Regions from separate parts of the Homo sapiens genome. Here all the other regions are linked to region 1. Evidence: chromatin contacts called from ENCODE Hi-C or POLR2A ChIA-PET data. All regions are on one chromosome and are shown on one strand. Each heading gives the region's core, a stretch centred on a gene start or an enhancer-like site at or near the end of the contact. The rest is flanking DNA. Distances are from core to core; before and after follow the strand shown. Region 1 holds the start of PRKCSH (PRKCSH beta subunit of glucosidase II). Region 2 holds the start of QTRT1 (queuine tRNA-ribosyltransferase catalytic subunit 1). Region 3 overlaps DNM2 (dynamin 2).

The links. Hi-C counts contacts between places; a loop is a spot of excess contacts on that map. ChIA-PET counts read pairs that join two places held with the same protein, here RNA polymerase II (POLR2A). Pooled maps may share reads with other maps.
Region 2: a loop to region 1 is called in a pooled map, with 5 times the contacts of the local background. The contact joins the promoter of QTRT1 here to the promoter of PRKCSH in region 1. A Hi-C loop is called at or near these places in 1 of 168 maps with a recorded cell type or tissue (naive thymus-derived CD4-positive, alpha-beta T cell), 2 of 37 single-sample maps with no recorded cell type and 11 of 50 pooled maps. POLR2A ChIA-PET finds 5 or more read pairs at or near these places in 3 of 52 experiments (GM12878, activated B cell and activated T-cell).
Region 3: a loop to region 1 is called in a pooled map, with 7 times the contacts of the local background. The contact joins the enhancer-like site here to the promoter of PRKCSH in region 1. A Hi-C loop is called at or near these places in 7 of 50 pooled maps. POLR2A ChIA-PET finds 5 or more read pairs at or near these places in 2 of 52 experiments (activated CD4-positive, alpha-beta T cell and activated T-cell).

What each region holds. Positions count from the first base shown.
Region 1 is chr19:11,433,577-11,437,305 of GRCh38, forward strand. PRKCSH (PRKCSH beta subunit of glucosidase II) reads left to right here and starts at 2,059. Exons shown (of 18, transcript NM_001289104.2): 1 at 2,059-2,130; 2 at 2,465-2,620; 3 at 2,813-2,929. The coding sequence starts at 2,542. ODAD3 (outer dynein arm docking complex subunit 3) reads right to left here and starts at 1,545. Exons shown (of 13, transcript NM_145045.5): 1 at 1,197-1,545. The coding sequence starts at 1,440. RefSeq lists enhancers at 1,664-2,163, 1,737-2,146, 2,397-2,616.
Region 2 is chr19:10,699,369-10,703,097 of GRCh38, forward strand. It overlaps QTRT1 (queuine tRNA-ribosyltransferase catalytic subunit 1), which reads left to right and starts at 2,071. Exons shown (of 10, transcript NM_031209.3): 1 at 2,071-2,335; 2 at 2,582-2,650; 3 at 2,748-2,886. The coding sequence starts at 2,093. RefSeq lists enhancers at 1,788-2,536, 2,015-2,104, 2,865-3,054 and a silencer at 2,325-2,384.
Region 3 is chr19:10,753,286-10,757,014 of GRCh38, forward strand. The region is part of intron 1 of DNM2 (dynamin 2); the gene reads left to right. It overlaps LOC124904637 (a long non-coding RNA gene), which reads right to left. Exons shown (of 2, transcript XR_007067139.1): 2 at 1,832-3,376. Among named protein-coding and RNA genes, the nearest start is that of MIR4748, 25 kb to the right of the region's middle. Within about 2 kb of position 2,071, at least 4 of the 41 ENCODE cell types and tissues checked have a DNase peak (open chromatin) inside an H3K27ac peak, as active enhancers do.

The DNA of each region.
Region 1 (3,729 bases), core at 809-3,308:
GGTTGGACAACTATTATGCAGAGCCAGGATTCCAACCCAGAAAATCTGGCTCTAAAAATCTATGCTCAGGCCAGGTGCAGCGGCCCATGCCTGTAACCCCAGCACTTTGGGAGGCTGAGGAGGAAGGATTGCTTGAGCCCAGGAGTTTGAGACCAGCCTGGGCAGCATAGTGAGACCCCATCTCTACAAAAAGTAAGAAAATTAGCCAAGCACAGTGGTGTATGCCTGTAGTCCCAGCTACTCAGGAGGCTGAGGTGGAAGGATCGCTTGAGCCTAGGAGGTCAAGTCTGCAGTGAACTGTTATCCAACCACTACACTCCAGCCTCAACAGCAGAGCAAGACCCTGTCAGAAAGAAAGAAGGCTGGGCGCGGTGGCTCACACATGTAATCCCAGCACTTTGGGAGCCAAGGCCGTGGATCACTTGAGATCAGGAGTTCGAGACCAGCCTGGCCAACATGGTGAAACCCAGTCTCTACTAAAAATATAAAAATTAGGTGTGGTGGCACGCACCTATAGTCCCAGCTAGTCAGGAGGCTGAGGCTCGAGAATCGCTTGAACCTTGGAGGCAGAGGTTGCAGTGAGCCGAGATCATGCCACTGCTCTCCAGCCTAGGCGACAGAGCAAGACCCTGTCTCAAAAAACAAAAAACAAAACAAAAAAAAACGCGGGTGCAGTGGCTCACGCCTGTAATCCCAGCAGTTTGGGAGGCCGAGGCGGGCTCACGCCTGTAATCCCAGCAGTTTGGGAGGTCAAGAGATTGAGACCACCCTGGCCAATATGGTGAAATCCCTCTGTACTAAAAATACAAAAATTAGTTAGGCGTGGTGGCGTGTGCCTGTAGTCCCAGCTACTCAAGAGGCTGAGGCAGGAGAATCGCTTGAACCCGGGAGGCGGAGGTTGCAGTGAGCCGAAATCGTTCCACTGCACTCCCACCTGGCAACAGAGTGAGATTCTGCCAAAAAAAAAAAAAAAAATAGAGAAAATAAATTACAAGAAAGTATGAAGTACAGTTCAGTCGGTTCTGAACCCATGAGAAGTTTTAAGAGACAGAGAAGGAAAAACATGAACTAAGTATGAGTTTTTGCCCAGAAACGGTTTACCTAGACTCATGCTGGAGAAATACCTTTGTCACACCATGAAGATTGGATGGGCACTGTTGACCCCTGACCCTCTGTACCCTCTGGAGCCATCTTACCTAACAGTTGTATCTTTTTATGTAACTCAGCCACCTGAGAGTGCACAGAGGGCTTCCCTGCACCTCTGTGGAAGGATCCTCCCTTGGAACGGCCTGGGGTCCACGCCTGGGCTGTGCCCTTGCCTCGGAGGTGGCTGGGTTTGCCCGAAGCCTCCCTGCCCTTGACCCTGGAAGAGGGCGTCGAAGCCTGGTCCTGAGGAGGCAGGGCGTTGGCGGAGGCCGCCCTGCACAGAGGAGATGTCATGATGGGGTTGGGGCTGAAGGCCCCTAGGGGTTAGGGGGATAACTAGGAGTCAGTCGCCCCTGTCAGGGATCCGTCAGCTCGGATTCCTAGGGCTCTGAAAAATGCACTTTCCGACCGCTAGGTGGTTGCGCTCCGCATCTCTCGGTTGCCAGGTAACCGCCTCCCCGTCTCTCTCCACTGTTTCCATGGAGATCACCCGCGTTCCGTGGCTGACACTGCGTTCTCATTGGCTGAGGCTGCATAGAGGGGCGGTCCCAACAGTGGGCGGGGTAGAGCCGCGCCGCAGGACGGAGGGTCTGGACACTTTGGGGTCACGTGCTCATTCCGTTTCCCTACCTCCCCCAACCTTATCCCGCCCCTGGGGGTTCGCGGGCATTTTTCAGGAACTTTCTTTCCGGCTTGAGAAGCCGCCACTCCCAAGATGGAGGTACGCTGCGCCGCCATTAAGAGCTAGCCCTCAGAACTATCCTCTCTAAGGTTTCACAGTCCTGCCCAAGATGGCCGTCTCGGCTCTGGCACCGCCCCCACTCCTGCCTCTCCCAACATGGCGACCCTGAGTCTCCGTTCCCGGTGCGGAACGTACGACCGGAAGTGACGGGGTCCAGAAATTTCCGCTTTCTTTCTGCAGCAGGAACCGCGGCTGCTGGACAAGAGGGGTGCGGTGGATACTGACCTTTGCTCCGGCCTCGTGTAGGTGTGAACGAGCGGGTGGGAGGGCACCTCAGTTTCTTACAGGGGGCAACCGGAGGGTGCATGTGTGGGTGTGGACGGCGGAGGCTGTTAATCCCTTTGGTCTGTTGGCGGGAATTGGGTCACAATTGGGCACAGGGAGCGGAGGTTTTGAGATCTTGAGATCCTCGCCATTGATTTGAGCAAAGTGAGACTGGCCAGGATTGGGGAGATCGCTGCCCCTCGCCCCCATATCGGAAACAAAGTGAGGCCTCATTGCCTGGAAGCGATGGAGGAATCCAATTGGCTGGAAGTAGCCCTCTCCCACTGACCGGGATCCGCTTTCTTCCTGCAGCGTGAAGACACAGCGCATCTCCCCGCTGTAGGCTTCCTCCCACAGAACCCGTTTCGGGCCTCAGAGCGTCTGGTGAGATGCTGTTGCCGCTGCTGCTGCTGCTACCCATGTGCTGGGCCGTGGAGGTCAAGAGGCCCCGGGGCGTCTCCCTCACCAGTGAGTCCTCCTGTTCACCCTCCCGCCAGGCTGGAGGTGGGAGGGGCCAACATTGGGCCTTAGGGATAGGCATTTACAGCCTTTTGACTCAGTTTCCCGGTAGTGCTCCGCTGGTGGGGATGGGAGGACAGAGGTGGTATTTGGTGGAGAAGGCGCTTACCTGCCCTGGGCTGAGCTTCCTGTACCCCGCAGATCATCACTTCTACGATGAGTCCAAGCCTTTCACCTGCCTGGACGGTTCGGCCACCATCCCATTTGATCAGGTCAACGATGACTATTGCGACTGCAAAGATGGCTCTGACGAGCCAGGTGAGCCTTTTCTCTGTTCATCCATCAGATGTTTATTGAACACTGCTCAGTGCCAGGCCCTGTCTGTGTGACCAAGATACTACCTCTGCTGGCTCCCCTTTGAGTGGGCAGAAACAAGCTCAGAAGTCAGTGGTCAGTGTTATGGCCCCGGGCAGCTGGAGGAGCCCAGAGTCGTCCTCCTCCCAAGCCTCGGGGTCAGAGAAGGCTCCTCCAAGGAGGTGAGGTTTCAGTTGAATCCCGAAGGTGCTGCAGATGGAGGGGTCAACACGGGCAAACCCCTAGAAGTGGGAGACAGGGTGGGGCCAAGAGCAATCCAGCAGGAGACAGAGGTGAAGGGAGACCCTGGCTTTTTGTTTTTGTGTGTTTTGAAGAGACAGGGTCTTGCTTTGTTGCTGAGGCTGGAGTACAGTGGCATGATCGTAGCTCACTGCAGCCTGGAACTCTTGGGCTCAAGTCATCCTCCTGCCTTGGCCTCCCAAAGTGCTGGGGTTACAGGTGTGAGCCACCGTGCCTGGATGAGACCGTGTCTTTGGTTTTGTTTTTGTTTTGAGACGGAGTCTTGCTCTGTTTCCCAGGCTGGAGTGCAGTGGCGCCATCTCGGCTCACTGCAAGCTCCGCCTCCCGGGTTCACACCGTTCTCCTGCCTCAGCCTCCTGAGTAGCTGGGACTACAGGCACCCACCACCACGCCCAGCTAGTTTTTTTTTGTATTTTTAGTAGATACAGGGTTTCACTGTGTTAGCCAGGATGGTCTCGATCTCGTCACCTTGTGATCCACCCGCCTCGGCCTCCCAAAGTGTT
Region 2 (3,729 bases), core at 821-3,320, 730 kb before region 1:
TCCCAGCTACTCAGGAGGCTGAGGCAGGAAAATGGCGTGGACCTGGCAGGCAGAGCTTTCAGTGAGCAGAGATTGTGCCACTGCACTCCAGCCTGGGAAGCAGAGCAAGACTCCATCTCAAAAATAAAAAAAAAATTAGCCGGGTGTGGCAGCAGGCACCTGTAATCCCGGTTGCTTGGGAGGCTGACGTAGGAGAATCGCTTGAACCTGAGAGGCGGAGGTTGCAGTGAGCTGAGACTGTGCCACTACACTCCAGCCTGGGCAACAGAGTGAGATTCTGTCTCAAAAAAAAAAAAGAAGAAAAGAAAAGAAAGAAAAGAAATAGAAAAGAAAGGATGAGTGTTGTAGACAAAGGCAGGTGCAAAGGCCCTGAGGTTGGCTTGCTGGTGGGCAGGGGTGTTTTCCAGGCGGGTTTTCCGGGTGTGGCCTTACTAAGGATGCCCCACCATCTGGGCAACCGGCATCCTTAGCCTTTCTTACAGGATAGGGGGCTTGAGGCTCCCTTAGACACCCTCTTGGCCAGAGTAGCTCAGTTTAAGACAATTGAAAGGACATCTTCTGGGACAATAGCGCTCTCTGCTGGCCAGGACAGATATCAGATCCAGTTGTAATGATAACAATTACTATATAATATTGTATATTATTATTATCTTTTTTTTTAGGGTTTCGGTCTCACTCTGTTGCCCAGCCTGGTGTACAGTAGCCCAATCATAGCTCACTGCAGCCTCCAACTCTTCAGCTCAAGTGATCCTCCTGCCTCAGCTTCTTGAGTAGCTGAGACTACAGGGGCGTGCCACCACACCATGTTAATGTTTTTGTTTTGATTTTGTTTTTGTTTTTGTTTTTTAGATGAAGTCTCGCTTTGTCGCCCAGGCTGGAGTGCAGTGGCGCAATCGTGGCTCGACCTCCGCCTCCCGGGTTCAAGCGATTCTCCTGCCTCAGCCTCCCGAATAGCTGGGACTACAGGCACGCACCCCCACGCCCGGCTAATTTTTGTATTTTTTTAGTAGAGACGGGGTTTCACCATACTGGCCAGGCTGGTCTTGAACTCCTGACATCGTGATCCGCCCGCCTTGGCCTCCCAAAGTGCTGGGATTACAGGCGTGAGCCACCGTGCCTGGCTCACAACCTGTTAATTTTTTAATTTTTAAAACTTTTTTTTCTTTTTGACACAGAGTTTTGCTCCTGTTACCCAGGCTGGGGTGCAATGGCACGATCTCGGCTCACTGCAAACTCCGCCTCCCAGGTTCAAGCAATTATCCTGCCTCAGCCTTCGGAGTAGCTGGGATTACAGGCATGCACCACCATGCCTGGCTAATTTTGTATTTTTAGTAGAGACGGGGTTTCTCCACATTGGTCAGGCTGGTCTCGAACTCCCAACATCAGGTCATCCGCCCGCCTCAGCCTCTCAAAGCGCTGGGATTACAGGCGTGAGCCACCGCACCCAGCCACACCAGCTTAATTTTTTTTTTTTTTTTTTTTTTGAGATGGAGTCTCGCTCTGTCACCCAGGCTGGAGTGCAGTGGCACGATCTCGGCTCACTGCAAGCTCTGCCTCCCAGGTTCACGCCATTCTCCTGCCTCGGCCTCCGGAGTAGCTGGGACTACAGGTGCCTGCCACTGCGCCCGGCTAATTTTTTGTATTTTTAGTAGAGACGGGGTTTCACTGTGTTAGCCAGGATGGTCTCCATCCCATGACCTCGTGATCCTCCCTCCTCGGCCTCCCAAAGTGCTGGGATTACAGGCGTGAGCCACCACCCCCGGCCCTTTATTCAATCTTTACAAAGTCTTTATGCCGAGATGCTGTAATTCGCCACATTTTATCCAAGAGAAAATTATGGCTAAGAGAGTCTCTGATTGTAGCTCGAAAGTGCTAGGGATGGGATTCGTTCCCAGTTCAATTCTGATTCTTCGCTTTAGCGTGTTGTGGGTAGGAGTTAAATGGGCCCCCAGCCAGGACCAGGGGTTCAAATCCGTTGCCATGGTCCCCCGACGCTTTCCCGGGCTCCAGAACGGATCGCGTGGTCACGTGACAGCGGCCAACATGGCGCCGCCCACTGTGTGGTACGGCCCACGTGGTTCCGACAGTCAAGATGGCGGGAGCAGCTACCCAGGCTTCCCTGGAGTCGGCCCCACGGATCATGCGGCTGGTGGCCGAATGCAGCCGCTCCAGGGCCCGGGCAGGCGAGCTGTGGCTGCCGCATGGGACAGTGGCCACTCCTGTGTTCATGCCAGTGGGCACGCAGGCCACCATGAAGGGCATCACGACCGAACAGCTGGACGCTCTGGGTTGCCGCATCTGCCTGGGCAATACCTACCATCTGGGTCTAAGGCCGGTGGGTGGGCTCTGCCCGCGCGGGGAGGCGGCGAGGCGGCGAGGCGTGGGGAGCCATGGAGCGTCCTCCAGGCCCGGACACTCCTCCCAAAGTCAATCGACCAGCTGTATTGAGCGCCCCCAATGACCAGGCCTTGTACTGGGCGTGAAAGAGCAGCAGGGACTAAAGCTGGCCAGATCTGTCTCCCAAGAAGGGCCCCCAGGGACGCGGTCACCCCTAACCTGACACTTTCTTCCATCAACCCAGGGACCCGAGCTGATCCAGAAAGCCAACGGTCTCCACGGCTTCATGAATTGGCCTCATAATCTGCTAACGGTGAGCTGAGGAGAGAGCCGACGTTCTAGGGCCCTTCTCTGGAGTGAAGGGTCCCCATCTCCACCCCCTGACAGCTTTGCGGTGGGGTTTCCCTTAGGACAGCGGCGGTTTCCAGATGGTGTCGCTGGTGTCTCTGTCCGAGGTGACGGAGGAGGGCGTCCGCTTCCGCTCCCCCTACGACGGCAATGAGACCCTGCTGAGCCCGGAGAAATCCGTGCAGATCCAGAATGCGCTGGGTGAGAGGACCCTGGGGAGCCGCCTCCTTACCCTGTCTGTCAGGGGGTGAAGTTTACACGGGGCCTGTTTTTTAGCTGTTGTGTGGCTTTGAGCAGGTCACTCCTCGCTGAGCTTCAGTTGAACCAACTCAAAGCGGGGGTAAATAGTAGCAGGTCTTTGGTAGAATTGTTGACAAGTACATATGAGATGATGTCAGTAAATCTCCATCCCAGCCATGTAGTAGCTTAAGTATTATTATTGCAGTTTTTCTCTCATTAGCAAATTAAGACTGGACGTGGAAGCTCATGCCTGTAATCCCAGCAATTTGGGAAACTGAGGCGGGAAGATCACTTGAGGCCGGGAGTTGGAGACCAGCTTGGGCAATACAGGGAGACCCTGTCTCTACCAAAATAAAAAATAAAAAATAAAAAAAACAAATTAATTGGACAAATATCTGTTGAAATAATGGTGGCAACAAGAGGATTGGGGAGGCTTTAGGCTTCTCCCATATCCTCAATATCCTTCTTTTTTTTTTTTTTTTTTTTTTTTTTTGAGACAGAATTTTGCTCTTGTTGCCCAGGCTGGAGTGCAATTTTGCGATCTGAGCTCACTGCAACCTCTGCCTCCCGGGTTCAAGTGATTCTCCTGACTCAGCCTCCCGAGTAGCTGGGATTACAGGTGTGCGCCACCACACCTGGCTAATTTTGTATTTTTAGTAGAGACAGGGTTTCTCCATGTTGGTTAGGCTACTCTCAAACTCCTGAGCTCAGGTGATCCGCCTGCCTCGGCCTCCCAGAGTGCTGGGATTCCAGGCGTGAGCCACCACACCTGGCTTTTTTTTTTTTTTTTTTTTTTTGAGACAG
Region 3 (3,729 bases), core at 821-3,320, 680 kb before region 1:
TCCTTCCCCACCAGGCCCCAGCCGCCCCGGGTCCTGTTTTGTTTCCCTTTGGTTGTCTTAGTCACAAAGTACAGACTTTCTTCTGTACCTTTTCCTTCCCCTTCCCCCCTCCCCCTTCCCTTCCCCCCCCCACTTCCCTTTCCCCTTCCCCCTTCCCTTTCCCTTTTCCTTCTCTTCTTCCTTTCCTTTTCTTTCTTCAGTAAAACTGATCACTACAAACCTTTTCTTTTTTTCTCACTTAGTACACCAAAAAGGGAGTTACATGTCTAGAAAGGACAGGCTCTTTTTGTGTGTCTGTTGCTGCATAGCAGCATGGATAGGCCATAATTTATATATAAATACACGTATTTTATTCTATTTTAAAGGTTTTTGTTTTGTTTTTTTCCCCCGAGACGGAGTTTCGCTCTTTGTTGTGCAAGCTGGTGCAATGGCGCGATCTCAGCTCATTCCAACCTCTGCCTCCTGGGTTCAAGCGATTCTCCTGTCTCAGCCTCCTGAGTAGCTGGCATTAAAGGCACCCACCACCACGCCTGGCTAATTTTTGTAATTTTAGTAGAGATGGGGTTGCACCATGTTGGCCAAGCAGGTCTCGAACTCCTGACCTCAAACGATCCACCCACCTCGGCCTCTGAAAGTGTTTGGATTACAGGCGTGAGCCATTATGCCCAGCAATATATCTTATATATAAGGTGATTGAAAATATATGTTTTCAAAAAGAAAACATATTTTCAGTCAGCTTCCTTAGGTTGAACGTAATTTATATTTAACTAGTCCCCTGTTGCTGGGCTTTAAAATTCTTTGAGATCTGAATTTTTCGTCTTATTGAGAAACTAACAGGGTTGTAACAATTCTGTGGGCAAATTTTAATGGAATGTCCACCCTGTACTTTTGTATCTGAATCTTCACGAACATGTTCTCCTTGACTTGTGACCTTTTCCTGAGATTTCAGTTAGATATAGTTAATCGCTTAAGTCTTTTTTTTTTTTTTTGAGACGGAGTCTCACTCTGTTGCCAGGCTGGAGTGCAGTGGCGCTATCTCAGCTCACTGCAGCCTCCGCCTCCCAGGTTCAAGCGATTCTGCCTCAGCCTCCTGAGTAGCTGGGACTACAGGCACCCTCCACCTCGCCTGGCTAATTTTTTGTATTTTAGTAGAGACGGGGTTTTACCGTGTTGGCCAGGATGGTCTTGATCTGCTGACCTCATAATCTGCCCGCCTCAGCCTCCCAAAGTGCTGGGATTATAGGCGTGACCCACTACAACTGGCCAATCGCATAAATCTTAAACATATACCTTGATTTTCTTGTCTTCTTCTTCTTCTTTTTTGGAGACAGTCTCCCTCTGTTGCCCAGGCTGGAGTGCAACGGCGCAATCATGGCTCACTGCAGCCTCAGTCTCCTGGGCTCAAGTAATCCTCCTGCCACAGCCTCCCGAGTAGCTGACACTACAGGGGAATGCCACCATCCGCAGTGAATTACTTTTTACTTTTTGTAGAGACAGGGGCTCGTTATGTTGCCCAGGCTGGTCTCGAACTCCTGACTTCAAGTGATCCACCCACCTTGGCCTCCCAAAGTGCTGGGATTACAGGTGTGAGCCACTGCTGCAAGTTTTGATTTTCTAATAAATGATTGTACCTTGGTACCTACTGGCTAGATCAAGATGCAGGACTTCTTCATGGTCTCAGAAAGTCCCTCCTGCCCCTTCTAGTCCATTTCCCGAAAGGGAACCACTGCCCTGATTTCTATCTCCAGAGACTAGCTTTGCCGGTTCAAGTTCAAGTCCACCCTGTGACTCAGCAAGAGAAACAAGGACATGTGTCTACAAAAAGCGCATATGAGAATGTTCAGAACAGCTTTATTTGTAATAAATTCAAGCTAGGAAGACCCCAAATGTCCATCCAATGGTGACTAGACGAACAGACTGTAGTCCATCAGTGCAATGGACAGATTCGACCACGAAAAGGAATGAACGTCAGACACACGAAGCAGACAGGATGTCTGTGATTGCATCACATGCTGCTCCTGTGTTGTTTTATCGTTGACATCTTCCACTTGCACACTTCAAAAATAGTCATTGAAAGGATGGAGCAGGGGCACTGTTGTGAGGGGCACGTGCTGTCACCGCCGCTGCTGGTGATTCAGTGTCTAGCCAGCGCCGCATGGTTTCTGAGATGCTGCATTTGTCTTTTTTTTTTTTTTGAGACAGAGTCGTTCTGTCACCCAGGCTGGAGTGCAGTGGCGCGATCTCAGCTCACTGCAACCTCTGCCTTCCAAGTTCAAGCGGTTCTCCTGCCTCAGCCTCCCAAGTGGTTGCGATTACAGGTGTCCACCACCACACCCGGCCAGGGTTTTTTTTTGTCTTTTTTTTTTTGTATTTTGTATTGTTTTTGTTTTTGTTTTGAGATGGAGTCTCACTCTGTCACCCAGGCTGGAGTGCAGTGATGCGATCTCGGCTCACTACAATCTCCGCCTCCCGGGTTCAAGCCATTCTCGTGTCTTAGCCTCCCGAGTGGCTGGGATTACATGCTTGCGCCCCCACACCCGGTTAATTTTTGTATCTTAAGTAAAGGCGGGGTTTCACCATGTTGGCCAGGCTGGTCTCAAACTCCTGACCTCAGGTGACCCACCCACCTTGGCTTCCCAAAGTGCTGGGATTATAGGCGTGAGCCACTGTGCCTGACCTGAGACACTGCGTCTCTGATGTGCAAGATGCCAAGTGTCCCTGCCCCTCAGGTCCCTACCTGTGAGCTAGGTGGCCTGGGGCTCTGGTAGGGCCAGGGCCAAGGCTACTTGTGGCGTTCATGAGGTTAATACCCTGGGACAGCCTGGTGTCCACTGTGACTACTGTGACGGAAAGACAAGGGGCCATGCTAAGAGGTGACTTTGGGGTCTGTCACCTGCATGGGGGCGCCCGCTCGCTGTTTCCCTCGTTCAGTTCACTCCGCCTCCCAATTGATGTAGCTTGTTCCCTCAGTCCCCCTGCTCAGAGAACCCTCTCCAATTATCCCAGCCCCCAACCCCTCTCACCCCTGCAGTATGTCTTCCTCGCACCCACCCCCGTCAGAATGTTGGCGCCAGTGTCACCAGCACCTCCCCAAGTGCTCAGGAGCCAGTGAGAAAGGTTCGCTCCTTTTCATGCAAGCCATGAGCTGTGATGTTGTCCAAGTCTCGTATCCTGTTTGTGCCTCAGGCTCCTCATCAGCCGAATGGGAGGCTGACGGAAAGGGATTAGAGCTCAGGCATCAGCTTGAACTGGGGCACGTGGCGTGACAGGCCTAGTGCCTGGCAGGCAGGTCCCTCGGGCTCTTTGTCATCCTCAGGAGTGTGGCTCGAAGACAGGTAGCATCCCAGGCCTGGAGAGCTGACTGTGCTGCCTGTGGCTGCAGAGACAGGATGCAGAGGCCAGGGCTCGTCCCCCAGAGCCTTGCAAGTGTCTGTAGGGCGCTCCCCTCTGTCTTGCCTCCTCCCACTCTCTGGCTCTTCTCTATCCGGCCTGCCCTCAGGTTGTGACCATCCACCTCCCAAACTGCCCTGGAATCTGCCTACGGCCTGTCCACTGGCCTCCGTACCCCTGCCTGCCATCTCTCTGGTTTCGCCCCTGATGTCACTCACATGAACCACAGCGGTCACCCCCACCTGCCTCCTGCTCCTGCCCTCTCCTCTGCCCTGCATCAGCCAGAGGGGGGTTTAAAAGCTTACATTTGTTAATAATCTGGCTAAAGCTTAACATTTA